7 separate regions of the Mus musculus genome follow, and regions 1, 2, 3, 5, 6 and 7 are each linked to region 4. A link is a loop called in an ENCODE intact Hi-C map of the cell type or tissue named here. Cell type or tissue: heart. All regions are shown on one strand. Region 1 overlaps Gnas (GNAS (guanine nucleotide binding protein, alpha stimulating) complex locus). Region 2 overlaps Gm40011. Region 3 overlaps Cstf1 (cleavage stimulation factor, 3' pre-RNA, subunit 1). Region 4 holds the start of Rae1 (ribonucleic acid export 1). Region 5 has its middle 5.7 kb from the start of Fam209. Region 6 has its middle 31 kb from the start of Pck1. Region 7 overlaps Gnas (GNAS (guanine nucleotide binding protein, alpha stimulating) complex locus).

What was found. A loop is a pair of places that touch in the nucleus more often than their neighbours do. Peaks named below come from ENCODE experiments on the same cell type or tissue, not always from the same donor. Only the 100,000 strongest peaks of a DNase experiment are listed, where the experiment ranks them.
Region 1: it touches region 4 in a loop (4-fold over the local background); 2 of 42 quality-filtered maps call a loop at or near these places.
Region 2: it touches region 4 in a loop (6-fold over the local background); 37 of 42 quality-filtered maps call a loop at or near these places.
Region 3: it touches region 4 in a loop (2.9-fold over the local background); 6 of 42 quality-filtered maps call a loop at or near these places.
Region 5: a loop joins it to region 4, with 4 times the contacts of the local background. A loop is called at or near these places in 18 of 42 quality-filtered maps.
Region 6: a loop joins it to region 4, with 2.0 times the contacts of the local background. A loop is called at or near these places in 5 of 42 quality-filtered maps.
Region 7: it touches region 4 in a loop (3-fold over the local background); 2 of 42 quality-filtered maps call a loop at or near these places.

The regions. Positions count from the first base shown.
Region 1 is chr2:174,339,214-174,343,213 of GRCm38, reverse strand. Gnas (GNAS (guanine nucleotide binding protein, alpha stimulating) complex locus) reads right to left here. Exons shown (of 12, transcript NM_010309.4): 4 at 1,507-1,561; 5 at 1,285-1,404; 6 at 1-14. Among named protein-coding and RNA genes, the nearest start is that of Gm30189, 14 kb to the right of the region's middle. In heart, a CTCF peak has its summit at 1,594; DNase peaks (open chromatin) are centred at 23 and 3,313; H3K4me3 peaks cover 432 bases; H3K27ac peaks cover 847 bases.
Region 2 is chr2:173,087,397-173,091,396 of GRCm38, reverse strand. The region is part of intron 2 of Gm40011; the gene reads right to left. Among named protein-coding and RNA genes, the nearest start is that of Gm40011, 6.6 kb to the right of the region's middle. RefSeq lists an enhancer at 2,530-4,000. In heart, CTCF peaks have their summits at 1,715 (motif pointing right) and 3,718; DNase peaks (open chromatin) are centred at 1,726 and 3,816; H3K4me3 peaks cover 2,320 bases; H3K27ac peaks cover 2,412 bases.
Region 3 is chr2:172,376,931-172,380,930 of GRCm38, reverse strand. It overlaps Cstf1 (cleavage stimulation factor, 3' pre-RNA, subunit 1), which reads right to left. Exons shown (of 6, transcript NM_024199.2): 5 at 2,925-3,315; 6 at 1-571. The coding sequence ends at 312. Among named protein-coding and RNA genes, the nearest start is that of Cstf1, 7.9 kb to the right of the region's middle. In heart, a CTCF peak has its summit at 2,417 (motif pointing left); no DNase peak of the experiment used is centred here.
Region 4 is chr2:172,997,448-173,001,447 of GRCm38, reverse strand. Rae1 (ribonucleic acid export 1) reads right to left here and starts at 1,331. Exons shown (of 12, transcript NM_175112.5): 1 at 1,072-1,331. In heart, a CTCF peak has its summit at 1,677 (motif pointing left); a DNase peak (open chromatin) is centred at 1,347; H3K4me3 peaks cover 1,988 bases; H3K27ac peaks cover 1,942 bases.
Region 5 is chr2:172,476,270-172,480,269 of GRCm38, reverse strand. No RefSeq gene overlaps it. Among named protein-coding and RNA genes, the nearest start is that of Fam209, 5.7 kb to the right of the region's middle. In heart, CTCF peaks have their summits at 2,041 and 2,252 (motif pointing left); no DNase peak of the experiment used is centred here; H3K4me3 peaks cover 1,091 bases; H3K27ac peaks cover 1,555 bases.
Region 6 is chr2:173,182,209-173,186,208 of GRCm38, reverse strand. No RefSeq gene overlaps it. Among named protein-coding and RNA genes, the nearest start is that of Pck1, 31 kb to the right of the region's middle. In heart, a CTCF peak has its summit at 1,888 (motif pointing right); a DNase peak (open chromatin) is centred at 2,028; H3K27me3 peaks cover 1,588 bases.
Region 7 is chr2:174,328,127-174,332,126 of GRCm38, reverse strand. All of the region lies in intron 1 of Gnas (GNAS (guanine nucleotide binding protein, alpha stimulating) complex locus), which reads right to left. Among named protein-coding and RNA genes, the nearest start is that of Gm30189, 2.7 kb to the right of the region's middle. In heart, CTCF peaks have their summits at 1,013, 1,259 (motif pointing left), 2,437 and 3,111; DNase peaks (open chromatin) are centred at 1,376, 2,186, 2,236, 2,956 and 1 weaker place; H3K4me3 peaks cover 4,000 bases; H3K27ac peaks cover 3,773 bases.

The DNA.
Region 1 (4,000 bases), 1.3 Mb before region 4:
TGCTCATAGAATTCCTGAAAGAGAACCCAGGAAAAACGTTGGCTGACAGACTGAGCTCAAACCAATCAGGGACCCCACCCCTGGAATTCTAAGGCCATCGCTCGCTATGTGAGTCCAAGTGTGAGCCCCCGGGTTAACCAGCGCTTGGAAAGAGCCTGCAGTTCTGTTAAACTCCCAGAAATCTATATAATGAATTAGCATGCTTTCATCTCTGGGGAGTGCTCACAGTCTTGGGTGGCTGCTTCTGTTAGTCTTGTGAGGGGTGGGAGCAAACCAAATGAGTAAACTCCCCCTAGAATTATGTGTACAGGAGGGATATGTACTACCCTGTGGGAGGGACATGGGCCAAGGTTAGAATATTGTCCAGATATCAGAGTAGCAGATGTCAATGACATCAGATGCATTGTGGGTAGGCTGCCATTTTGTCTCTGTGAATCATGGGAATCAGATGACTATAGAATCCATGCTGTGTTTCCCTGTTGGGAGGGTTGGTTTTTGTTGTTGCTGTTGCTGTTGTTCTTATTGTTTTAATCAACAGCTATTTTTTTTTTAATGTACCTGCCTGTACTAATTTTTCTCACAAGTTTGTAGCCAAAACCCATCTAAAAAACACAAACCCCACAAAAGCTTAAGAAGAGGCAGCAATGACTTCTTAACTTTAGACAAGTCTCTTCTTTTGGCTTTAAAAATCTTTGCTCCCCCCACGAAGGGTTAAAGTGTACATATGCTTGACGCAGGGCAGTTCTACCCTCTCTAAAAAAAGCTTTTAGAAAGCCAAGAGACCCTTGTCAAGAGGGTCAGGCTCCCGGCAAAGGGCTGATGAGAACAATTTTTTTCTTATAATGTTCCATTTTGTAATTTATGTTTAGATCTGAACATTGGAAGGTGCATATTTGTACTAGGCTGGATTAACTGGACAATTAGGACTTGTGTGCCATGTGTAACAAACATGTGGTTTTGTCTGTCCTCATGTGTATGAGGGGAATAATTGAGCTTGCCTTAGCTCAGGACCTCTCCTCCATAAAAAAAAACTCACTATCTGATAAATGGAGGACTAGGTTGAGGTCTAGAAAAGGTGATGGAACTTTGTTCATCCATTTTGGACAAAGCCCTAATCATGTCTTTATCATCCTTTAGTCTTAGGCATATGCCTGGAGTTAACTTATGCATTCACACGGCAGGTATGTGTCTGGTCACTCTGGCCTGATGCAAGTCTGGCCCTCGTGTTCCCACTGGGACTAAGGTGAGAGGGGCAGAGGAAACCAGGGTTAGGGTGGAGCTTACAGGTGGGAAGTCAAAGTTCGGCACGTTCATCACGCTCAGAATGTAGTCCACTCTGAACTGGTTCTCAGGGTTGGCCAGCTCCACAGGGGGCACCAGGTTGCTCATGGCGGCCACAATGGTCTGAAAACAGTTTAGCAAATTGGTCAGGCGTGGGGGTGGGGGGGGCAGCACCGTGGGGCGAGGGGCTTGCTAAAAGATAAGAGCAAGGAGCTAGACACATACTTCAATGGCCTCCTTCAGGTTGTTTTTGATGTCCTGCACTTTAGTGGCCTTCTCACTACAGTGGGATTGAAAGGAAAAAAAAAAGAAAATCATATTGCATCCTGCCCACCAGGGTGTTATCGTCATTGAGACACGTCAACTAAAAAGCATAGTATTCTGTTTTCCAAGGAATTGTGGGCTAGATCTATAGATTGAAGGCATCCAAATAAAAATAAATCATAATTTCCCAATCATGTCCTGAGGACAGGCCTGATAAGGCTGGGTTAGAGACATGGCATCGAGATCTTGATTAACTGGACCAGAAATTGCACCTGGTCTACTGTCCATTCCAACCACACCCTGCTGCTTCCTGCGTGGCTCTTGATTAGCACAGGGAGGGTTGTATGGAGGTAGGGTTAGTACATGCTGAACTTGGGATTCAGTAGTTTGTGAGACCCAGAGGTGACAAGTGTTTATTATTGATATTAGGGTTTTCCATTTCCATATTTGTAGATCTAATTATTTAAGTATCTATGCATCTGTCACCAGGGAGGGAAGATGTTGTTTGGGGTTCTGTGGCTCACAGCACTTTTGAACAGGCCCCCAGTTGTGGCTAGGAGTCCTGGGTCCCCACATTGTTGGTGGGCATTGGGTTCATGGATACTGGAGGAGGAGTTGGCTAGATGTTTGCTTATTTAAACCAGCCTCTGGGATAACTTCTGTGGCCTTTCTGGGATGATTTGTATGCAGTCAGAGTCAGCGATCCCACAGGTCACAGGTCACATCTTCTGGTTTTGGGGGTGGATGGTGTCCCCCCCAGAAGGAATGCTAATTTATGGAGGTTACAGTGGTTCAAAATGCTGTGTCTTTTAGGAGACAGCCTATATGCCAGGCACAGCCATAGAGAATCTCGAGCTTGTACTTAGGGGAGCAGCAAAGCCCCACTTCCCTGCTTGGAGCAGACTCCATTTTGTCTGAGCCTAATCTTCTGCATGGCCAATGGGGGATTAGAAGACCAGCATGCACTGCACCCTCAGGGTGAGGCCTGGTAGCACAGAACAGGGCATTGGAGAGGAACAGACCCTTTCTGATAAGGAAACTGAGGTAGAGGACTAGGTGGCAGTGACAGAGGTAGGGCAGAGGTGCTTTTACTGACATTAAATTGAAGTCACAAGATAGCGAAAGTTAAATCACGCCCCCTCCCCATGGAACAGGGTAGAAAATTAATTAGTAAAGTTGCAAGATGGGGACCAGAGGCTACTATAGCCAGGAGGGGTGGCAGGCAGGCCTCAGGTGGAGATCTGGGGGGCCATGTGCCTGACAGAGGTGTAGAGATCTTGGGGCATGTGGATACCTGCCAATAGGGTGGGGTTCTGGGGGGTCATGTGGATATCTGCCAATGGAGTGGGGGTCATGTGGATACCCACCAATGGGGTGGGGGTCTGGAGGATCATGTGGATATCTGCCAATGGAGTGGGGGTCTGGGGGTCATGTGGATACCCACCAATGGGGTGGGGGTCTGGAGGATCATGTGGATATCTGCCAATGGGGTGGAGGTCTGGGAGGCATGTGGATATCTGCCAATGGGGTGGGGTTCTGGGAGTCATGTGGATACCCACCAACGGGGTGAGGGCCTGGGGGTCATGTGGATATCTGCCAATGGGGTGGGGGTCTGAGGGATCATGTGGATATCTGCCAATGGGGTGGGGTCTGGGAGGCATGTAGATATCTGCTAATGGGGTGGGGTCTGGGAGGCATGTAGATCTCCTAATAGGGTAGGGGTCTGGGAGGCATGTGCATTCCTGCCAATGGGGTGGGGGTCTGGGGGTCATATGTATACCCACCAATGGGGTGGGAGTCCGTGAGGCCATGTGCATACCCACCAATAGGGTGGAGACTTGGGGGACATGGGGATACCTGCCAATAGAGTAGGGGTCTGGCATCATGTGGATACCCACCAAAGGGATGGGAATCTGGAGGTGCCCACCAATAGTGGTGATCTGGGGGTTTCTGGGGTACCCACCAAGAGTGGGGGTCTGGGGGTCATGTGCATGCCTGTAAGTTGGGTGGGGTTCTGGGGTCATGTGCATGCCTGCAAATTGGTTGGGGGTCTGAGGCCATGTGAGTGCCTGCCAATAGAGTGGGAATATGGGGGTCATGTTCATGCCCACCAATAGGACCACACCCAAAGAACCCATTCTTTCAACAAAGACTTATCATAGCTGATATTTGGGGCTTTCTTTCCATGCAGGCTTGTGTATTTTGGGAGGGGCCCTGTGTTCTGAATGATCTCACTATATATTTTTTATTGGTGTCCATCTCTTAGGTGAGGGCCTGCAAGGTTTAGAGGTTGGGGGTGTTCTCAACAGGAGGGAGGGGGCGAGAGCTCGGCTACCAGGATTTTGACATGGCCATGACAGTGGGAAAATCAGAGCCCAACCCCTGCAAGCTGCCTCTAGCTCCACACTGTAATTAGAGCAAGCCCACCACTCAGAACAGGAAAAGAAGGCAAGAG
Region 2 (4,000 bases), 90 kb before region 4:
CGGTTGGGTTAGGCACTCTGTGTCGACCTCTGACCTCCACACTCGTGCACGTGCAGAGGCATGCACACACAAGGTGTCACCTCTGTGTAGTGAGAAATTCAGAGGACCTGGTGCCCTGTGTTCTGTGGGTGGAAACATCTAGGCGGTGTTTTGGGAAGGCACATTTCCCCAGAACATTCAAGTGAAATGCCAACGTGGTTCCACAGCTCGCTGCTGGGCTCCCAACCAAACTGGGACTGGGGTTTCTGAGAGAGTCGTGTATGCCCACACTGAAGCAAGACCCCATCAGTGGGCGAGGAGAAAAATAGAATGTGGACCATATGTGCAACGGCTCACTATGCAGCCCTGAAAGAGCAAGTGCTCTCCAGCCTAGGTGAACACTGAGCTCTGCTGGGCGGTGTGGTGGGAGCTCCCAGGGGAGTCAGCATCCTTGGGAAGGACAGGAGAACAGAGGGCAGCAGGGGCGGGAGCACAGAGGAATAGCGTTTAATGAGGACATTGCAACACCCATTGAACCGTTATTCAGCATGAAGACTTAGAAAGGCCATGAAGGCTACTCAACAGTGCGACACTCTGAACACCTCTAAACTAACTGTATATTTAGCCATTGTGGGGCCAGCAATATGGGTCAGCAGGTAAAAGGTGCTTGCTGCCAAGCCTTAATGACTTGAGTTCAATCCCCAGGAGAGAACTGAAGCCATCCTGACACTTGTCCTCTGAGCCCACATGCATACCTTGACACACATGAGTGCTATACGTGCACACAAATCATTGTAGTTTTAAAGAAGTACCATGGGAGCTGGAGAGGTGGCTCAGAGGTTAAGAGCACTGGCTTCTCTTCCAGCGATTCCAAGTTCAATTCCCAGCAACCACCTGGTGGCTTACAACCATCTGGAATGCGATCCAATGCCCTCTTCTGGTGCGTCTGAAGACATACATTAAATAAATAGATCTTTTGAAAAGAAGAAGTACCACAGTGGGAGCTCTTCTGTGCACTTCACAGCACTTTAACACTCTTAGTTTAAGAACAAATGAGGCTGGAGAGGTGGCTCAGTGGTTATAGAGCACTGTTGGCCCATGCAGAGGACCTAGGTCCAGCTCCCAGCAGGCACACAGCAGCTCACAACTGTTAGTAACTCCAGTTGCAGGGCATCTGACGCCCTCTTCTTGCCTCCGGGGACAGTGTACGCACACATACATGTAGGCAAAACACTCACACATGAAATAAAAATAAGCCTTTTTAAAGAGCATGCAAGGGAAAGAACATGTTCTTAGGATGCTAACCTAAGAGGCTGGGGCGAGGCCGTCCCTCAGTCAGGAAAGTGGTTGTCTAGCATGAAGCCCTGTGTTTGATCCCAGCACAGAATAAACTGCATGCAGTGGTGCAGGGTTTGTAATCCCAGCATTGGGGAGACAAGAGGCTTGGGAGTTCACAGTCATTCTTAGCTACATAGTGAGTTCAAAGCCAACTTGGACTATATGAGACCTTGTCTCAAAATAAAAAAAAAAAAAAAAAAAAAAAAAAAAAAGCAAGCCTCGTAGGTCTCTAAAGAGCAGTCAAAAATCTCCTTATAAGCAGACTTTTGGATCGGACAGCAAAGTTTGGCTGGAATGTTGACTCTGTTCTATGACAAACCCCATCCAGGAGGAGAGCGCAGCACACAGTTGCTGAAGGGTGGCAGATTCCAATGCACTGGGCTCTAACACAGCTGCAGTGCATCTAGTGCCCACCAGAGGGCAGGCGTCAACTTCTCAAACACTGGTACTGGTGATTCAAGGCACTTCCATAAACACACAAAGTCCGGACTCAATCTTGGCAGCTTACCTTGTGTTGTACCCGAGGAGAATTTGTTGATGAGGGTGGCAGGTTAGGGGAGCTACCTGGGAAGGACTTCCTTTAGAGACTTGGAGATTCACCTCTGCCCCAGCTCACGCCTGTTTTGCCAGGAGACAGTATATCCCCTTGTAACTTAGGTTGATGACAGCATTCTCCTACAAAGACCGTTAAAACGAGAGAGAGAGAGAGAGAGAGAGAGAGAGAGAGAGAGAGAGAGAGAGAGAGAGAGAGAGAGAGAGAGAGAGAGACCAACAGAAAGCATGCTTTACATCGTGATAACCTCTACAGCTGACATCGAGGTCCATTGGTGGCATCCATGTCATGATGGCTCACTTTTGGAAAGTGGCAAGAACAGGTTTTTTCCTAGGTCTGGTCTCCCGAATGAACGCTCATCTCTTCTGATGCCCATGACAGGCCTCAGGCTGGTCCTATCAGTGGTCCTGGTTTTGTCTCTAAGGCAAGTGAAACATACCGACGACAGCGAATGACTTGGAGTGTGGTGCTCATCTCCGCTCACACTCCCTCGCCCCAGCCTTTCGTAGAAGTTGATTTGTAGTGAGTACCTGGTGTGAGATGCTCACACCAGCCGCCCCACATTCCCAAGGCATGGCTGTCATAAACACGGTCACCACCAATCATCTCTGCAACCTGCACAACCTAGTGTTTCAAATGGTGTGCCTGCCTCTGCTTCCACCCTGAGCAGAGGACAGAACAGGAGGCCCGCTGTGCTGGACACCACAGAAAGTGCCACAAAAGTCTCCTGTGGCCAGGAGATGTCATACAAACAGCTCTGGTAAAATAGCTCTCTTGGGGGCTGGAGAGATGTCTCCATTGTTTAGAGCATTGCCTGTTCTTCCAGAGAACCCAGGTTCAATTCCAAGCATCCACATAGCAGCTCACAACTGCCTCCGGTTCCGAGGGATCTGAGGCCCTCCTCCGACTTCCACAGGCACCAGGCACACGAATAGTGAATAGATACCCAGGCAAGCAAAATACACACATAAAATAAAAATAAATCTAAAAAAAATTTTTTTAAATATTTCTCTTAGAGGCAACTGAGCTTAGAGGGTGGCCTGCTGTACTCATCATTTCTGGTTAATGGCTGCAAGCGTGCAGAGCAATCCAAACGTGATTAAGATTTCTCAAACAGTGATTCTATTCTAAGGCCTGAACTGTGAAAAGGAGTAATGTAGACCTGGGAGTGGGGGTAGCTCAGTGGTAGAGAGCATGCCTGCTTAGCTTAGCTTATGCTGGTCCCATCCCCAGCACCCGTGACAATAAGAACCAGAGGCAGAAACATTGAGAGGAGCCAAGGCCTTTCCTGGGGGCTCCTGGACCCTTGAACCTCTTGCTGGGTGGAAAGGCCCTTCCCCAAATGGAGGCTGTGTCTTTGAATATTCAGCGTGTGTCTGTGAATATTGACAACATGGAGGTTAAAGATATCTACCAGATGGAAAAAGACTATGTAGTCAGATAATTTGTCTATTATCTGTCTAGGAGAGAGAGAGACAGAGAGAGAGAGACAGAGAGAGAGAGAGACAGAGAAGAAACAGACAGTCAGAGACAGACAGACAGACAGACAGACATAATAAATTAGTCTATGGTCTTGGAGTATTTGAACTTTTTCTGTCTCCAGTGTTCTAATTTCAGATGAAGTACACACTAACTTTGGCAACATAAATGTGGCATGTCCCCCTCTTCTCCCCACACTGCCCTGCAGCCTCATCTTCACCCTCACCCCACCCCTGTCTGGTCACCTGCCAGGCTCTGGTGGACATGCATATTGTGTTAGCTTTGCCGTTCCCAGGGCTGGCTGGAGCTCAGGGGTGACGGTGTCTTGATTCTCTCTGGCTGCTCAGCATCCCCAGGCTTCCCCAGCAGCGGCAGCAGAGCCCTGTCAGCAGCAGCTCACTCACCAGAGCCCGTTCATTCATAGTGCCGAGACTCCTGAGATTTCTAAATTTGGTCAGTGTTCAGGGCCGTGCAGGGTGCCAAGCGCTCGCTGCAAGCTAAAAATACCAGCCAGGTCTGGGGTGGAAGCCGCACGCAGTACGGTTGGACGACAGTGAGGGGATCTCAGGAATGCAGACAAAGTGTCCTGTTCTCTTCCACAGCCTGGTCTGTCTAGATGGCATCGACACTGTGGAATGACCAGCCCCGGCC
Region 3 (4,000 bases), 620 kb after region 4:
GACAACGCAGGAAGTGACAAGTGTGATCCCGAGGCCACACGCCGTCCTTCTCCAGGAATGAGAGCTGAAGGCTGTGCCAAGTCCTGCACTCACTAAGCTGGTGGAGACCACATGGAAATCACTGTAATAGGACTTTTCCCACCACGCGTCTACGTCAAGGTCAAAAAACAAGCTTCCACACACAGATCCAAGGCAGGAGCCAGGCGGCCACACCCCCGCCACAGATGGTGCAAGCTGCTCACTTCCGCAGCCGGTGAGGACACAGGGAGGAGGGCAGAGTCCTGAGACAAGAACCCTAGGATGGGGCCAGTTCAGTCAGTGGTGGACCTCCGGTACCAGAACCGAGCTCGGAAGTCATCGCTGCACGTCATGAAGCCAGGGTTGGTGGGGGAGTGCACTATGCAGCGCACGATGTTGTTGTGGCCCAGGGACAGCAGGTTCCTGCGCTCAGCTGTCCTGGAGTCCCAGCAGCACAGGCTGATGGTCCTTTCGTCCGGCAGCAAAATATAGTCCTCAGTGTGGTTGAACACTGCCTGTGTCCGGTGCACTTGCCGTCCGCTCAGACCTGCGCCTGTCACACGAACCAACACGTTAGCCTGATGATGTGAGGTCGCCTCAGACCCCCACACTGCTCTAGCGCTGTGCCCACACTGACTCCCCCAGACCCACCACCCAAGGCCTGTTTGTTCACTCTGGTCACTCGCAGGTGGTCTGTGACACAGCACCTCTCTCCAACAGTGGTCAAACCCACAGTGCTAGGCCTTGTCTGCCTTCCCTAATGATCCTTTTGCTGCTGGGCACACAGCTTGTAGCCACTGAACAATGTTGGGTAAAATCTTTTGTACGCACCTTTATCTCCTCAGGATAAACTCCTACCATTCAGACTTACTGGGACAAACCATATGAACACTCACCTTTCAAAAGGAAACTTTATCATTTCATGACTATGAATAGCTGGTTCATGTTTAAAGCAATGCATAAAAGATTAAGACAGCCAGGGCATTTCATGATGGCCTCCCAAATACCCACATACTGCACACGCACTTCCAGTTGCAGAAACCAGAAGTCACACGCCACTTTCACTGAGAGCATGCGTGCATGAGATCTGTAAGAACACGGCTATGGAGGAAAGACATATCCTTCATAGTTAGCGGGGTAGATGGCCTACTATAAGCCTGCCCTTTCTCACCTCTCTAGTGTCTACTCTCTCTGGTGCTGAGAATGAAAACAAGTGACAAACGAGTCTCAGCACACAGCGCTAAGGAGATGCTACCAGGAGAGGTTATCTGAAAGGCTGCGTGTAGTGATGGGGGCAGGGCAGAGCTACTCAATGCTCTGTAGTAGACGCTGGCTTCTGCAGTGAACTGTGAGTATATTCCTAAGTTCCAGTGACTCTCAGTCATGCCGACACCGCCATTCTGTGTGCACGGACAGACTTACCAGCCACATATTTAAATGTTTGACCTGACAATTACCTTTCTGAACTATTTACCAAATGACTTAGCAGTAAAATGGGCTGACTTTTTCAAACTTTCACCAATAAAACAACAGTCCCTTGAGTTGTAGACAGTTTGATGAGCCAAGAAAGACACCACCAGTTCTCTTTTCAGAGTTCAGAGTTTATGGCTGCTCATTTTATAACCAACTGTCCCCTTCAATTCCCTTGCAAAATACTGCACATTTTGATTTTTCCCCTTGTAAATTCTGGCTCACCTTTTTTCCACCCACAGCCCATTTACTGACTAAGACCACTGACCTGTGTACCATGAACTCAGCACATCTAACATCTTCTTCAGTTTCCCTTTCTGTCGCCATTGCAAGAACACTCTGCTTTCTAAGTATATCTTAAAACCAGATGGGAGCTGGGAGTGGTGGCAGCCCATCCCAGCACTCAGGAGGCAGAGGCAGGCGGATTTCTGAGTTTGAGGTCAGCCTGGTCTACAGAGTGAGTTCCAGGACAGCCAGGGCTACACAGAGAAACCCTGTCTCGAAACAAACAAACAAACAAACAAACAAAAAAAAACAAAAACAAAGACAAAAAAAACCAAACCAAACCAAACCAAACCAAAAACAGCTGGGAAACCCTTACTCCCTGACTGTCAGGGAGCTGACTTAGGAATTAGGGAATAAGGAACGTGTCTATATATTCCTTTGAAGAAAAACAAAAACAAAAACTCCAATGCCCTACTAAAATAAGCACCCTAAGCTCCTGGTAGCACTTCGGAACATGTCTGTCTGGGTGCACTGTCCCCTGGGAAGCAAGGGCTGTCACTTGTAAACCGAAAGCTTTCTCATTCACTCTGAACACTTCTGCATGCCAGGAGCACCTGGTTCTAAGACATCACATAAAGTCACAGAAGTGGCCCTTTAAGCAGTAACTAGCTCGTGCCACACAGAGGAACTGTGCTGCACCCTAGTGGCCTGGGTGCCACCAGCTCTTCCATGTCCCTGTCCAGAGGCTAACTCAGCTCCTTGCAATACGGGTCTCCTGCGAGCTCTGAATCTGTGTTTAATGCGAGTCGCACTCACCTCACAAGAGGAACCAGTGGAACCACCACAGAGGTTTTCTAGCCCAACACCACTCTTAGCTGCTAGGGAACAGAATAGAGCTCAGCAGTAGACACCACTCACTGTACCCAGACCTGAGCTGTCGACTGCGCTGGGCAAATCCAAACATAATCACCATAAAGAGCGCCTGGGCACAACCACTCCCTACAAACTAAAGCTAACAGGAACTAAAGGGGAACTGAGCTTGTCTTCCTGTCTGAGGGTCTACTTCACATACGGACACTGGGATCTCTTCTGAGGCCATCTGCGCTGACCTAGGGATGGGCCAGAGCCTTCTCTGAATCCCTTTCCTCCAGTGCCTCATTCCTGCTCAGCACTGCGATCCCCGGGAGACCCCAGCAGCGCCTCTCACGCACCTGTGTACCTCACCAGCGTCCGCCCTGTGGAAATCTCCCAGAGTTTCGCTACAGAGTCTTTTCCACTTGAGAGGATGTACTTGGAATTCTTGGAGAAAATGGCAGAGCAGACTTCTGCCCCATCGTGAGCCTTCTCAAAGGTTGTGATGCAGCGGTTGGAGACGCCATCCCACAGCTTGATGCAGCCGTCCTTGCTGCCAGTGACGTACATGTTGGCACTAGGATTATAGTTAACGGAGCAGATGGCATCGGTGTGCTGGTCTTGGGGATTGCAGGAGACAAAACACTGGAAGGTGTTGATGTCATACAGGCGAAGCGTGGGATGCTGAGTTCCCACCAGGATGAAGTCTCCAGAAGGGTGGAAAGAGATGGAACGCAACATTTCGGCTTCCTGAGGACAGAGGCACAGGGTCAGTCACCTGCACTTGACCGAGCTGCAGGGGACAGAGGGACAAAAGCACTTTCTGGGACACAGAAAACTGGTTCTTTCTAGAACTAGTTACTGATCACATAGTCCTAAACCCAGACAGGAACTGTACTTGCAAATGAGCATGGGATGGAATCAGTGGACCCCTACAAATGGATTAAAGCAGCTGATGAAAGAGCCTCCCTAATCTGCTCTAGGGATTTCTAAGGGAAACCCAGGCGATGAAGGTCAGAGCAGTTTAGGAAACCTGAGATTTTGGCAACAGACTCAGCAGGGGACCAGATGCTTTTCTCAGGCGATCAACACTCTAACTGTGAACCCTGAGAGCATGGCATTTACTGGAAAAACCTGTTTCTAGTGGTGGCTCACCTTTAGCACACGCCTGTAATCCCTCTGGCTGGAATAAAAACAAACCCTTAGTACACACCTTTAATCTCAAACAATGACAGAAAATTTATTTTGTAGAAGGAAGCACTCATGTTAGAAAGTGCTGTCTGAGTGGCAAAGTGACGAATCAGAGATGACATGTGCCCAGTTCTCCCGAGAAGAGAGAGGAAAGGGAAGCTGCTTGAGGGGCAGTGACAGAAAGAGAGAGGGGGAGGGGGAGGGGGAGGGGGAGGGAGAGGGAGAGGGAGAGGGAGAGGGAGAG
Region 4 (4,000 bases):
AAGGCAGGCGAGAACTCCAAAGTTGTCCTCTGCCCAGATGTGGACTGTGACACGCATGCATGGCCATACACACAACAGGCAGAGAAAGTTTAGGGTTAGTCAGGTGAGCTGGCACAGGTGATCTCTGCACTTGGGAGGCAGGGTCAGGAGGAGCAGGCCATCCCTGACTGTACAGAAATCTGAGGACAGCCTGGTCTACAAAAGAGCCCATTTAAAGAAAAGGATTTGCACGGTCTAACACTGAATGTAATTGACAACTGTGTCGTTGCCAAGGAAACCATCTGTGCACTGTGACTCCAGACTCCCATATGCTTTTGCCACATTTCAAGCTGTTACTAAAAAGCAAATTCTTAAAACCCAGACTTCCACCAAGTCAGCCACCTCTCCAAAAGCGAGGCTAAGGCCCGAGCAATCCACAGCCTAATGAGGGTCGCTTCCTTAAAATAACAAGGAAAGGGAAACTGCAAGGAACTGTGGGAGCGCATTTGACTCCTGCTGCCTTCGAGACAGCCACGATGTGTCAGAGCCACCATAAGGTGCACATTCACGTCTCAGAAGACGGCTCGGGAGACAACTCTCGGGGCTGAGGACTACAAGCCTGTCTGTACAGGGAGAGGGATGCACAGACACGCAGCCAGGGCTATGTTTCTCCGGAGCGTGAGTTAGTCTTGATTTTCACCGGAAAAACTAACTCCTCCATCCTGGAGTTAGGAAACGAAACGACCCCCAGTGTGTGCTGGGATCCGCACGCTCCTCTCCCGTGCAATTTACTTGAGGACTTAGTTTCAGATCACCATGCGCACGTGAGAAGAGCAAGGGCGTACCGGGTGCCCTGCAGCGGGGGTGAAGAGGCGGTCGGACCTCTGGCAGGCAGCGCAGCCATCTCTCCAGCTCCCGTAGCTCTCAGGGGCCTTTCTCCTGGCTGACTGGGTTAGCTCGGGCTGCTCCCAAGCGTCCGACCACGCCCGCCGGCTCGGCCGTGCCCCTCCCATCCGCGCACGCCGCGGTCCCCCACCGTCCCCTCACCCCCGTGGCCTGGGCGGTGTGCGCACGCGGAGAGGCCCGGCCTACCTAGCGGAGCGCACGGGGTCCGGCTGCAGAGAGGGGCTCGGTCTCCTCACGCGGGCCCGGGCTTCCCGGAGGGAGCGCGGCGGCCGCCTGAGGAACACGCACGCGGCGGGGCCCGAAGCCACGGACCTGCTCTGGCGCGGGGCAGAGGGGGCGCAGCCGGGAGACCCCAGACCGCCGAGTCGTCCGCCTCAAGCCGGTGGAAACTGCCCCGTTACCACAGAAGCACCGCGCACGCGCCACGAGCCACTTCCGGGACTGCCCGGAAAGCGTCAGAGCACGGCGTCCCGCCCCTCTCAAGGCGGGCGCACATGCGCAGAAGCCCTGCTGAGGGCGAGAGGAAGTGTTTATGCCAGCAGTTGTGCGTTTGTGGAAAGTCGGCCAGCGCAGTTGCCAGGCAACTAGTTGAGAGAGGGCGTTGTTTTCGCGTGTGTATCGTTATATTGATTGTTGTTTAAACGTCTAAAGATGATCGTGGAGCCGAAGAGATGGCTCAGCGGCCAAGAGCAGTGGCTTCTTGGGGAAGACCCAGATTCTATTCCCAACACCTACTGGACGGCTCACAGGTCCAAGAGAACCAACACCAGTTCTTGGAGAACTGACGCCCTCTTCTGGTCTCTGTGGTCATTGCACGCAGTGGTGCTTAAACTTCTTCAGGCAACATACTCATATACATGTAAAAACAAAAAACAAACAAACAAACAAACAAAAAAAGAGTTCCCCAGCTCAGATCTAGCACTGTCCTCTGAGAGGCTGCCTACTTGGAACATCCCGAGCGGTATGATAAGGGGAATGGTTCCTACTCCCTGAGATGTTTAAGATTTATTTCCGTGCATGGATGTTGTCCCTGTGTGTATGTATATGCACCACATGCTTGGGGAGGCATGAAAACTGTGTAGGAGCCCCTGGAACAGGAGTTACAGATAGTCGAACCATCATGTGGGTACTGGGAACCGAACCATGGCTCTCTTCAAGAGCAACAAGTACACTTAATTACTGAGCCCCATGTACTAATAGGTCAGTATTAAGCCTGTTTGAAACACAAAAGTCCTGCTCTATGAAACATTCCACATAGAGTGTTTAAGGTGTCAGATAAAATGACAACATAGTTAGCTAGATTCCAGAATGGGGGTTCCAATGAACCAATCAGGGAAAGCGGTTTTAGAGAGAGAGAAAGGACAAGTGTCAGTGAGGAAGAACAAAATGTGATTGGTCCCTACAAAATTAGTTTCCTTGTTGGGCAACTTGGCAGGCCTTCCAATCCCTGCACGCAGGAGGTAGAGGCAGGGGGTGGGGGGGGGCGTCTCTGTGAGTTCTAGGCCAATCAGAACTACACAGAAATGTTCTGTCTCCAAAACAATTTTTAAAAATGTAAGGCAGGAACAGGGTTACAGAACAATGGAATAAAAACTGGCCGCTGGTTACCTGTCTTAAGGGACCTCAGTACAACACAGAGGAAACAGGCCTGTCTAGGACACTTGGTGATCATCTACTTACTCCCATCCCCTGAGAAGTCAAATAACAAGGTTTAGTTAGCGTACATAGTGTTTGGTTTGTCGTCGTCGTGTTTATTCCTGTTGGGGCTCAGGGGAAGAGTTGGGTCCAGAGTAGAGGGCTCCTTTAGGTTGGTTTCACAGGGCATTGTTACTATGACCTTCCCAGGACCCGCCCAGACTGATTCCTCTGTCTCCCCAGCCTTGTGATCCCTGTCTAAAGAATTCATTAACTAGCCAGCACAGCACACCCTTAGTGAGGGCAGCTGACAGTGACCAAAGAGGCTTTACAGTAACGGCCACAACCATCAAGCAGCAAACAGCACAGTTCCCTTTAGGGCCATGGCCCTTGCAGCACTGCATTATAGTCCTGCGGGGTGTGCTGGATAGTTTTATGCCAACTTGACACAAGCTAAAGTCATCTGACAGGAGGGAACCTCAGTTAAGAAAATGCCTCCATAAGATTAGGCTGTGCGCAAGACAGTAAAGCAATTCCTTAATTAGTGATCAGTGGTGGAGGGCCCAACCCATGGTGGATGGGGCCATCCCTGGGTTCTATAAGAAAGCAGGCTGAGCAAGCCACAGAAAGCAAGCCAGTAAGCAGCATCCCACCATGGCCTCTGCATCAGCTCTTGCTCCAGGTTCCTGCCCTGACTTCCTTTGCTAATGACCTGTGATGTAGACGCCTAAGCAGAATAAACCCTTTCCTCCCCAGCGTGCTTTGCTTATGGTGTTAATCACGGCAGTGGCAACTGTAACTAAGACAGGTGGTGTTGCAGCCTATGCAGCCAGCTTCAGATAGTTATCAACCTCGCAGGCCACGGGGAGATCATGTCGGGCAGAAAGGTCATCTTTCCCCCCCAGCTTTAGCATTCGTTACCATCCACCCCCTCCATCCCCTTGTTTCACAGACTGCGGACTATGAACCGTGGGTCCTGCCCCAGTGTCCTCAGAGCCTGCCAGTTACTGAGAAAATACCGAGCGCGTGAGGCTGCTTATGTGTCCTGGGTCCTCATGACCTTCTCTCAAAGAGCTTTAGATCTGTGATGTGAAATGCAGACCCGATAGGTCTGGGGCAGGCTGGAGGAACCACATTTCTACCACCTTCTCAGCTAGGGTTCTTGGACCAAAGACCCCACCAATGAATTCCAGCAAGGCTGTTAATGTCAGAGAGCTTTTAAAAAAAACCTTCATGCCTGGGCTGCACTCAAAAGACTCAAATTTAGTAGGTCTTGGGTGGAACTCAGGAAATTATTCTTTCCTACTTTCCCAGAGAGTTCTGAGATACAGCCAGGAATCCCTTCTGTTCAGGAGATATAAGGGCCTGGCTGCAAGCTGCCTGTCACATCAGTACACCAAACACAGCAGCGCCCATTCTGGGACCCTCTCTAAACTGTATTATGCAGAAGTAGACTTTCCCTGAGTACTCCCACTTCATC
Region 5 (4,000 bases), 520 kb after region 4:
TGAGAGAGGGTGACTCTGGAGTGACAAGATCACCTGAAGTGGCTTGGGGGTTGAGAGGGTCCAAGCAGGAACCCCCAGTCCCAGGCCTCCTGGAGTTCAAAGCTCTCTGCAGACCCAATGCCTCTCCCCTTGCCTTGATTTGAGTGGGCATTGTCAGGGTGCTTAGGTGACCTTGTAGGAAGAAATGGGGCGTTCAGATGCTTCAAGGCCACCAGCCCTGAGCCCCATTGGTGTATCAGGTCCTGCCAGGGAGCTTAGTGTCCTGTTTGCAGCAGCAGAGCCCTGGTCTCCAGGCTCTGTCCGACCCATCTGCTCTTCCACACTCCCTGCCCCTCTTCTAGGTAAGTCTCTCCAGTTTTCACTTGACCCGTGACACCCCAGGGAATTTAAGTCCCAAGGGCCCAGTGCCAGTCACCATTCCTTCTGCTCATGCTTCCTCCATGGGGTCTGGGGACAGAAGTGAGTCAATCTCTTGGAATATGACACTTGTGTCTTTATTTCCAGGTCAACCATTCCAGAAAAGCTGGAGAAGGGAGCAGATAGGATCATGGTTCCTGTCTGTGGATAAGGAGCCCAGAGTCCGCAGCTATCTAGCTCACTGTTGCGGGTGGGGGGTGGGGGGTGGGGGTGCCGGGAGCAGTTATTCACTGCAATGGGACAAAGGACATCAAGGAGCCAGCCTGGGCCAGCTGAAGCAGGGGTGGGCTCAGAGACAGTTGCAAACATTAAGACACCGGCTTTCTTTCTTTTTTTTTTTAAAGGGGCTACTTGGCCCTTCCTCTCTTCTTTTTTTTTTTTTAATATTTTATTTATTATATGTAAATACACTGTAGCTGTCTTCAGACACTCCAGAAGAGGGAGTCAGATCTCATTACAGATGGTTGTGAGCCACCATGTGGTTGCTGGGATTTGAACTCTGGACCTTTGGAAGAGCAGTCGGGTGCTCTTACCCACTGAGCCATCTCACTAGCCCCCGGCTTTGTTTTTTTTAATTTAATTTTAAAAATTTAATTTTAAAAAAAGATTTATTTATTTTATGTACACGAGTACACAGTTGCTAACCTCAGATGCACCAGAAAAGCCATCGGATCCCATTGCAGATGGTTGTGAGCCCTCAGGTGGTTGCTGGGAATTGAACTCAGGACCTCTGGAAGAGTGGCCAGTCTCAAACGCTGGATCGTGCAGTCTCTCCAGCCCTTAATTTAAATTTTAAACTAATTTTTTGTTGGTTTTGTTAGGGCTGGAACCCAGGACCTCAAACGCGTTAGGCGAGAATTCTTACCACCGAGCTACACTGTCAGCTGAGAATTCATGTGTGTGTGTGTGTGTGTGTGTGTGTGTGTATGTGTACTGAGCCCAGAGTCTGAGGACTGCCAGGCAAGTTCTATACACTCAGCTTCTTGCAGGTTTTCTCTCTCTCTTTCTCTCTCTCTCTCTTGGTTTTTTTTTTTGGGGGGGGGGGGAGACAGGGTTTCTCTGTATAGCCCTGGCTGTCCTGGAACTCACTTTGTAGACCAGGCTGGCCTCGAACTCAGAAATCTGCCTTCCTCTGCCTCCCAAGTGCCGGGATTAAAGGCATGCACCACCACGCCCAGCTTGGATTTTCTCTTTTTTAACCCCAGGCAGCGGCACCCGGGACCTCACCTCAGAGTGACCACTTAGCCCTTCCGTATTTACTTACGGCCTCTCTTTCCCACCAGCGGAATGCCAGCCTTCTGTAGGTGTTTTGTCTTCTCTTCTGTCTTGTTCACATCATCTAAAACAGCAGTATATCTGTTGAGCCCATGAGCAAATACAGGTTGTTAATAAACTATGGAAGCCTGGCTTGCGGTATGCCTGTAACCCCTGCTCTTGTTTAGGCAGAGGCAGGAGATTCAGAGTTCAAGGCCATCCTCAGCTACACAGCCAGCTTGAGATCTTCTATCTCCATCAAAGGTGGAAGCCAGGGGTAGTGACCCACACCTGATTCTACCATTCAGGAGTCTGAGGCAGGAGGATCACACACAGGTCCAGGGGTCATCTGAACTACAAAGTGAGTTCTAGTCCAGCCTGTTTCAGGCCTTGTCTCAAAACAAAATAAAGCCAAGAGGTCTACACTGTTCAATGCCGGCTTCTATGTTAACTGACAGTGAGCTTCACTTTGCATATGACAAGATTGTAAGTGAAAGCCCCCCCCCCCCAGTATTCCAGCTCAGGCTTTGGAAACTGCATTCTTGTTCCAATGGGCTTTGTCTGCCACCTAGTGGCCATATAAGGATCTTCATGCTTCATACACTGGCTCTAAAGGAACTTTGCTGTGTCGAGCAAATCTGTCTTCAGACATGCAACCCCATGCTTGATTAGACAACTATTCATATATTCCTGGTGATAGTGCAGACAGGCACACTACCTCTAGAGGTAATGTGGAAATGTCTGTCAGAGTTCCCTCTCTCAAGAGGCTGCCTGGAGGTTCACACTCAACCAACCCGGACACGTACGAGGTGTTTGTGGTTACAAATGATTGGAAACTCCCTGAGATTCCCTATAGATGGGTGTGGTGGGACATTCAGAGGCACCTGCACATACATGGTCTGTCCTGAAGCCGGAGGGAAAACCAAGATGTGTTCTTAGGAAGGCTGTGAAGAAAGAGAAACTGCAGGCACACTTGCCTTCCTGTGAGAAGGCAGGCACACGGATCAGAGCAAAAGGCACAGGACAAAAAATAGACTGTAGAGACTGGCTGTCCTTAGGGCTATTCTGGGAAGCAGTGGGGAGAAAGAGAGGAGGAGGGAGAGGGAGAGAGTGGGAGGAGGGAGGGGAGGAGAGAGGGAGGGGGAGGGGAGGAGAGAGGGAGAAAGAGTGGGGGAGGGAGAAGGGGAGGGGGAGGAGAGAGGGAGAGGGAAAGAGGGGGAGGGGGAGAGAGGGAGCGGAGTGGGGGAGAGAGGGAGATAGAAAGAGGGGACCATCTTCCCAAACTAGGTGCCCCTCCATTATTGCAAGGCAGGGTAAAGGGGTGGAGTTACATCTTAGGCACTCAGCTCTCCTGGTGGTCAGAACATCCCAGCCCACCCACAGACAATCCCTGGTCCCTTTGGGTTCCCTCGGGGTTCTGGAGCTGGGGGCTATGGACTTTTTGAGGATCCAAGACACACTTCTGGCTACAAGCCCCAGCCTCTCCACATTGGCTGTAGACGGAATAGGAGAGCAGGAAGTCTAGTGAGATGCCTGGTTGCACACAGGGGAGAGACGATGACAGAGCAGAGCGTGCCGATGCTGAGGTATGGAAGGGCTTCCTGCTAACTCCTGGAAGGCCTCGCTGGGGCTGCTGCTGACACGGGAGACCAGAATGGCAACAGGGCTATTGATGTCAGCTGGGGAGACATCAGATGTCAGCTGGGGGAAGGGCAGTTCAAAGGTCCTAAGATAGGGATGAGCTGGGCCAGCTTAGCCAGGAGGAGACTGGCCTCATAGGCTACAGCAGCGAGGTAGGAGTGGAAGTGGCCGTGGATGTGGCCCGGGAGATGGTGCCACAGATTACTGGTACAAAAGAACACAGGGTTCTACCAACCAATATTGGGTTAATGTCAATTTTCTGGTTTGCTGCTGTGCTTTAAGTCACCCACAGGATAAATGAAGGGCGTTGGGGGTGGGGGGCTTGCCTCTTGGTAACTTTCTGCTAATCTAAGTTTTCTTTCTTTCTTTCTTTCTTTCTTTCTTTCTTTCTTTCTTTCTTTCTTTCTTTCTCTCTCTCTCTCCCTCTCTTTCTTTCTTTCTTTCTTTTAAGCTGGGAGCTCATAATATCCTAGGCTGGCCTTGACCTTCCTATATGGATGAAGCTCCGATCCTCTTGTCTCCTCAGGCATGAACCACCACACCCCAGTTTATGCAGCATGGGATCTAACCTAGCATCACACACACAAGGCAGATGCTCGAGCTGCACACCCGGCTCTGGGATCTGCCATTTTCAGAATAAGGCGCAGACTGCTGCGGGTCAAGGGCTCCTTTGGGTGAGATGTGTGAT
Region 6 (4,000 bases), 180 kb before region 4:
TTATCCCGCAGTTGCTGACACCATCCGACTCCTACAGGCACCAGTGCACCCTCCGTGCCTATGTGTGAAGAGCTGTCTATCTCAAGAGCACAGGGATGTTGAACTACTGGCCAGAGGTAACACAGCCTGCAAAGAGCAAGGATTCATGACCCCTGTGGGTAGGAGAAAGCCCCTTGTACTGTGGAAATACCTCCGGGATGCGGGGGAGGGACAAAGATGAAGTTTGGACCCCAACCGAGAGTGGTGATTTGCCTGTGGGGTCCCAGGGCACACATCCAGCCCACAATCCTTCAAGCTATCCGAAAATATGCATGAGTAATATTCCAGGTACACGGAGGACAGATATCGGGACACCTCAGCTTCAGAGGTTAGGCCTTCCTATCTCCTAGTCTCTGTGCCTCAGTCTTCAAATCTGTTAAATGGGGCCATCACCTTCCTCCCTCTGGGGGTTGTTTTTAGGACCAGGTGAGAAAATGTCTAGCCAGGTGACTGGCCATATTCATCCTTCGAATGATCTGCTGTCACCACTCATATCACTAAACTTTACCTAGGACTAGCAGGGAGCCTCCTTCCTCCTCTGCCGTCCCTCTTTACCGTCTCACACCTGGTGTGAGTGGGACGGTCCCTCCAGCAGGACTCAGGAGGCCCTGGTGAGTGCTTGATGTCCTCCAGTCAGTTTGTGCTCTGAGCTGTGACACCCTGAACTACTCCAGTACAACATGTCACACACCACATGTCACACACCAGACCTAGCCACGTCCAGCCATGAGTCACATGGCCAGAGAGAGCCCCGCCCCTCAACCAGAGCTTTCCCAAGTGGGAAGTGACTGACAAGGTCCTTGGACACTCAGCAAACGTGCAACTCAATTTGTTGTTCCCCTCCCCAGGCCTCAGTTTCCCCATCTGGAAAATGGAAAGCATAAATGAACCCCGGGGGTCCTCGGAAGTGGCTGTAAGCAGTTGAGATGCCGTGGTCCCCGTATCAGCAGCTCCTTTACAGTTAGTCTCATTGGATGGGTAGGTCCATCCAATGAGACAATCACTTCCTGTCCCATATCGCCTCGTCCACAAGTGACAAGAGCAGACAGGTGACTGTGAAGTTGCTCCAGTCTCCCAGACAACAACGGGGATGTGGTCTCTGTGCTCTGAAGTCCTCTGAGTGGGAGAACAGGACAGGTGGCCAGGGAGCCTCCACTGAGAAGCACAGCCCATTGGAAGCACAGCAGACGCCACCCTGGGGCTGAGGTGCCCCATGGGTGGATCTGCTCTGTCCTGGCTACTACGTGCCTACCTCCAGCAGGCAGGACCACGAGTTAGGGAGCCCCTGGGGCAAGCTAAGGACAGTGACTGTCCTGAGTTGCCACCTTTGTGGACAGAAGCAGCCCGGTAGTGTGATATCTGTCCCCTGTCCCACTCCCTGTCCTCTTGGTGAGGTCTGTGGTCATCCAGTCTTCCTCAGTGGAGGGAGAACAAGGGGAGAAGATGTCGGGAAGCTCACCTGGCTCCTGGTCACGCCCTGTCTGGTGGCATCTCGAAAGCACTCTCAGCCCACCAGGAGAAATCTCGGCTGACAGAGAGGGAGAAACCCCATCTTGAAGTGCGTGGGAGCCCAGCAGTTTCCTGACTCTGTGGGCTGCGAATCACTTTTTACATTAGAAAGTATCTGGGTGTGTGGAGAAAAGTCTGGAAGGAAATCGGAGAGTGTGGGAAGAAAGGCTGGTACTGGGCATGAAACTCCAGCCCCTGGGTTTCTTAGGGTCCCTTGGCTTTCAGTGTCATCTGAGGATCACCTGTGCTAACTGGGAAGTGTGCGTGAATGTCTTTTGCGCCCTCCTGGGACACTGACACACCTGGACAGAGGTCTGGTCCGGAGCGTCCATGGCTGAGATTTCGGCCACCAGGTGGCACCCTTGATCTATTTTTAAACAGATGATTCAAAATTCGGACTTGGCTAACAGGTGGGCAAAGGGCCGGACTAGCCCAGGAGCCAGGCCAGGAGGGTTCCCAACGTCCCTCTGAGAGCCCTCTGTGGAGCAAGGGCAGTTGCTCTGCTGTGAGATCTGCCTGATGTGAGCCTTGAAGTGAGCTTTGTCTCATGTCCCTGCCCCTGCAGAGGTTACCAGCAGGGGTCTGTCTGTGCCACAAGACCACCATGGGGCTGGCACCCTGCTGTGCTTCCTTTCCTCAAACTCTAGGTCAACTCTACAGCCCAGACCCACCCCACTGTGTGTGTGTGTGTGTGTGTGTGTGTGTGTGTACATGCCACAGTATCTGGAGACCAGAGAACAACTTGGAGTTAGTTTATTCAGGTTGTCCATCTCTCCCAACCCCCCAAGACAGGCTTTCTCTGTGTAGCCCTGGCTGTCCTGGAACTCACTCTGTAGACCAAGCTGCCCTCGAACTCAGAGATCCTAGCTTCCTCTGCCTCCTGAGTGCTGGAATTAAAGGGGTGACCACTCTGCCCTCTGGTTGTCAGGCCTGACAAAGAGGTACCTTTACCTGCTAAGCCATCTCACCAGCCGGAGACCTCACTCTCTCATGATACCCTCTCTGTTTCTGGCTGACCAGACCCCAGTGGCCTGTGCCCTCCTCCTGGCTTCTTTCCACCTTCAGCCCCAGCCACACCCAGGCCCCTCAGCCTCTCCCAAGCTCTCCTGCACAAGGCTCTTTGCAGAAATGTCGCCTGCTCTTTTTCCTCAGTTTCCTCTGGCCCATCTCTCAGGCTCCATGTGCTATGCTGGCTGGTGGGTCCTGAATAACCCTCTTCCCATGCATCCGTCCTGTAAGCATCCATCTATTGGTTTAGCGCGTTCCAATGCCAAGAGCAGCCACCCCGCCGGTGGTCGCTCGGGAGTTACTAAAAGAATGAAGTTCACCGGTGACCCTGCTATCCAGTGGATCCGGAAACCTGGACACCTTGACCCCAGGCCTCTCTCTCTTCCACATGTTCCTCCTGTTCTCCAGGATCCATGCCCTTCCTTCAGAAAGTCCTAGGTGACATCTTGGCTCAACTCGGGCAGTGACCTCTCCTCTGGGTACTCTTCCTTCCTGCCCTCAACCTCCCACCATGAGGCCAGGCCTCCATTGTCCTTCGTCCATTAAGATGTCCTAGCTCTTCCCTGAGTCAGCATGGACCTGCCCATGGGTACCGGCCACATGGTCAGCATGGGGACCTGCCACACGGTCACCCACAGGTCCATTCCGAAGCTGTAGCTTTCCACCTTTGTCAGCATTCTTCTGGGCTAGGCAGGAACCACAGTCCTCAGATTCCAGGACATCAGCATCTGTCCCAGCCCACGCTATAGCCCTGCCCAGCAGGGGGCCTGGGCTCCCCCAACACCACCAGAGTTCCTAATTGCAGGCGCCATCTGACCTACCTGAGCCTGGGGTGAGTTGAGGGACAAAGAAGGGGCTGTTCTGGCCTTGACCTTCATAGGGAGGCCGTTACTTAAGAGTAAGCGAAGGGCCCCTGGTCCACCGTGCACCAGAGCTGCCTGGGAAACCCAAGTCCTCCGCTAGGGCCATGTAAACGTCCTAAGCAAACGTCCTCTCTCTGTGTGTGCCTGGCTTCATGTTGGTGCTGACAAACAGAGAGTTGTGGAACGGTATCATCTGCTGGGCAGGAAGTTAGTGTGCAGAGATTGCTGAGCTGGGTCTGCTGGGTCTGCCCACCTTGGAGCGGGGAAGCATGCAGTAGTGGCTTCGCTGGCCATGCTCTGCTGTGCTTTCTGCTTGCCAGGAGCCCCTTTGAACTCCCCCTCTTGGTTCTTTCGTCTCTATTGGGGTTCCCATCCACCTGGTTTCGGGCCTCAGTAGAAGGACCAGGTGAGACTTTGCTCCTAGCCAGTCCCTTTGTCTCTGTGAGTCTCCAGAGCGAAGTCCATTCCCTTAGCTCGGGGTCTTTGTCTTCTTGGGGAAGCAAGTCCAGTTTTACTCTTGTCCCAGCAGGGATGGGTCTCCCCACTTCCTTCGCATCCCCTGCACCCACTGCGATCCCTGG
Region 7 (4,000 bases), 1.3 Mb before region 4:
AACACCAACAGGATTATTTTCACTTATTAACAATTTTCTGCTTTACTCAATGTGGCCCAGGGAGAACAAAGACTTGACCCCATCCAAAAAGATCAAACCAAACGCCACCGCGAATTAACACAGCCTTCTACATTTTATTTTTGATAATCGAACTATTTTGTTGAAAAGTGACCCTGTTCCCAGTGAATTCACAAATTTATTCAGATAGCCAAAATACTGAGACGTGGAAAGTTTCCATTCTAATTAGTGTTGTGTGATGTTTCTGTGGTCATTTCAACAATTTTCGTGTGTGTCTGTGTGCTTTTGCTGCCCCCACCCCAGTACTTTAAAAAAAGTAAGGAGAGACATCCTTTTAGCTTGGGATTCCCCCCTCCTTTTTATCTTTCTTTTTTCTTTTCTTTCTTTCTTTTATTTTTTTTTTTGCCAAGGAGGAAAAGCCGCAGTGAAAAAAAAGAGAAGAAAAACCAAACAAGCAAATGTCACTTGCCAAACAACTAATTACTGTCTTTTCATCAGCTGCCACCCCAGAGTCTTCTCAGAGCGCTGAGTCCCCCCTCCCACCTTGAAAAGGACAAAAATTTTAAAAACGCCATTTCGAAACTAAGAAGCCATTTACAGACAAATGTCATTTTCCAGTTTTATCTTATTTATGAGTCTGTTTAAAACAGGATTTTATTTTTTACTTGTGTCTCCACTCCCAAAGAGGCCGAGTAACAGGAAAACCTGTGTGTTAATTGTTGGCTGCACGGGAGGGGGCACAGTTGGGGGGTCAGCTGCTACCATTTAATGCTCCTCTTTGCTTTTCAAAAAAGCCTGTAAGTCTAGAAGGGGGGGGGGGGAAGGTCACATTGTAAAATGACGTGTCATTTGGCTTCACTGGGCACTTTGCGTACTTTTTTTTTAATTTTAATTTTAATTTTTTGATCTTATTCGATTTGATTCTTCTTCTCTTCCTTCCACGGCCTGGCCTAGCTCAGGACACGTCTGCTCCGCGCACAGTCAGTCGGTCCTGCCCGAATCGCCCCGAGTCGCGCCCAGAGTCCGCCACGCTCCCTCCTCCCTGGCCCCCCCCACTTCGGCGCCACGACTTGCCCGCGCCCCCTCCCCCCTCTGCACCACCTTTACCGCCCCGTCCTTTCCGAGGGGCTGATGTCACCCGCCCCCCCACCCCGGCGGCTACTTCCCTCGCCAGAGTCTCCCGGCCGAGGTCCCCGAGTCCCCCCTAGTGGCCTTGGCCTCTCTTTGGGCCCCCTCCCAACAAATCGCACACCCCAGTGAGGCGGGTCCCCCTCCCTGGGCCCGCCGGCCCGTTTCCTGTCCCTAGCCCTACTCTGTCGCAGTCCGAGGGGCCCTGTGAGCCTCCCCTCCCCCTCCCGACACGCACCCTGGCCCCTGGCACTAAGTAGGCCTCGCGAGGACGCGAAGCCAGGGACGGGGGGGAGTGTGGCCAACTGAGGGGACGAGACCGAACGAGGGGGTCCCACGCCCAATTTGCAGCCCCCGCCCGGCCGAATTCCGCCCCGGGGTCCCCTTGACGGCCTCGCCCCCTGCACGCGCGCGGCCCAGCGGGCCGGAGGGCCTGGGAGCGAGCGCTAGAGCGCCGGGGAGGGGGGCGGGCTCGGCGCGCGCGGCCTTGCGGGTCGCCCCGCGGCACTCCCGGGCCGGGCCCGCTCCCCCCCGGGCCGCCCTTACCCAGCAGCAGCAGGCGGTGCGTGGCCCGGTAGACCTGCTTGTCCTTCTGCAGCTGCTTCTCGATCTTTTTGTTGGCCTCGCGCTGCGCCTTCTCCTCGTTGCGCTGGTCCTCGGTCTTACTGTTGCCGAGGCAGCCCATGGCGGCGGCGGGGCGCGGCCGGGCTGCGGGGCGGCGGGGACGGGGCGGGCGGCCTCGGGCGGGCCGGGAAAGCGGGGAACGCGGGGAGGGTGGCGGCTCGGACTAAGGCAAGCGCGCGGCTCTCCGCCCCTCGCTCCGGGGCCGAGGCGGAGCAGAGCAGGAGCCGCGGGAGCTGCTGCCGCCGCCGCCGCCGCCGCCGCTCTTATTGCCTCGGCCCGGGCCCGCCGCCCCGACCCAAAAGCGCCGCGGCGGGCGGGGGAGCGGGGGGAGGCGGAGGCGACGGCGGCGAGGGGGGTGGGAAGAAGAGGAGGAGGAGGAGGGCCGCGGCTGGGAGGGCGGGCGCGGGCGCCGGGAGGCGGTGCCCAGAGGCCGGGCAGGGGTCCCAGCACCCACGTCCGGCTCGGGCCGGCTCCACGGAGGGGTCGCCCCCTCGCCCCACCCGCAGTTCGGGGCCGGGGCCTGGCCGTGCGGCGGGGGGAAAAGGGGGCGGCCCCGCGGTGGTGACGACCCCTCACACGATGCCAGCGCTCCACCCCCGGGCCGGGCGGCCCCCGATCCCCCTCCTCCTGCAGCAGCAGGGCGGGCAGGCGCCGCCAAGGGGCCGGGGTGGGCGGAAAGGGAGGGAGTGCGGGCCCGGACTTAGGAAAATTTCGAAAAGGAGAGAGAGAGAGAGAGAGGGAGACACTGAGAGAGCCAGAAAGCAGGGAGCTTGGAGAAAAGCTAGGAGAGCACTAAGCATAGGACAGAGCAACCAAAAAGGAAAATGTGTCCACACACAAGCACTAATAAAGATCCACACTACACAGCAATGGTGGTGGAAGGTGGTGGTGGTGGATGTGTTGGTGGTGTTGGTGGTGGTGGTCGATGGCGATGTAGATGATGATGGTGGAGGGGTGGGGGGGAGGCTGACTAGATGAGCCGCTCGTCGCGCCCCCGGCGCCCGGTGCCCCTGGCCCGGGATCGCCCACGGCCTCTGCGCTTGGCGCGACCACTCAGGAAGGAGAAGAAGGCGCAGCCCAGGAACACTCTGAAGCAGCAGGTCGCCCCGAACACGAAGCCGCAGCCGCGGCCCTGCTCTGTGCGCCTCTGTAGCAGGAAGTTAAGCACCCATGAGGGGCTGCGAACCGAGAACACCAGGAACACCACGAGGGGCATGTGCGCGCTGAGTGCGCCTGCCTTGGCAGGCCCAGGCCGCCACACGACGCCCCCCACGCGGGGAGGCGCGTAGTAGGCATCATCTTCTTCATCAGTGTCACTGTCCCATTCGGCCCAGGCCCTACTCGCGCCCCCGGTGGCGGCGCCCTCTCCGAACCCGGCGGCGCCCTGCGCGGCGCCCTCGTCTTCGCCTGCGGCGGTGGCGGCGGCGCCCTCGGGGCCTCGGGCCTCTGGCGGAGCTTCTGGCACATTCTTCTTCTTCTTCTTCTTCAACATCTTCTCCAACTTCTTCCTCTCTTTCTCTCTCTTCTTCTCCTCCTTTCTCCTCTGCTCCAGCAGCTTCTTCTCCATCTTCTTGCGCTCTTTGTCGGTCAGCAACTTTGCGGGCGGCACATCGCGCCCGGCGTTCACGAGGACCCTGACGGACTTCGGGGGCTTCGCGGGGATCCCGTTCTTCTGCGAAGCGAACGGTTCTGCCAGCACCGCAGCCGCCACGGCAGCTTCGGCAGCCACTTCGGCGGCAGCCGCGGCTGTCTTCCTCTCGCTCTCGGCCGCTCGGGCTTTGAGCTTCATGGCCATCTTCAGCATGGTGCCCCGGCCACCTCGGGGTGCTTGGTTCGCGCCTGGCTCGGGCGGTCTGCTTGCCCCCGGCCTCGGGCTTCCCGGCTCCTGTGCGCCCCGTGTCGGGGGGCTCAGCTGCAGTCTCCGCTGTGCTGTCTTGGGGTCACCGAGTGCGGCTTCCCGGGCTTCGTAGGGGGCTGATGGACTGGCTGCCTAAGAGTTAGCGTCAAATAGGATGAGCAAACAAAAAAAGCGAGAACAAACAAACAAACAAACAAACAAAAAAAACACCCAACAACAGCAAGAAACCGAAAAGCAAGCAAGAAATAAGAACTGCCCAACAACTCAAAAAGGGGGGAAGAGAGTCTAGAAAAGACAAAAAAAATAAAAAAAATAACACAAGAGAAAGGAAAGTGCAAAGGTGCAGATGACAAGAGTTTGCTATTACCCTTA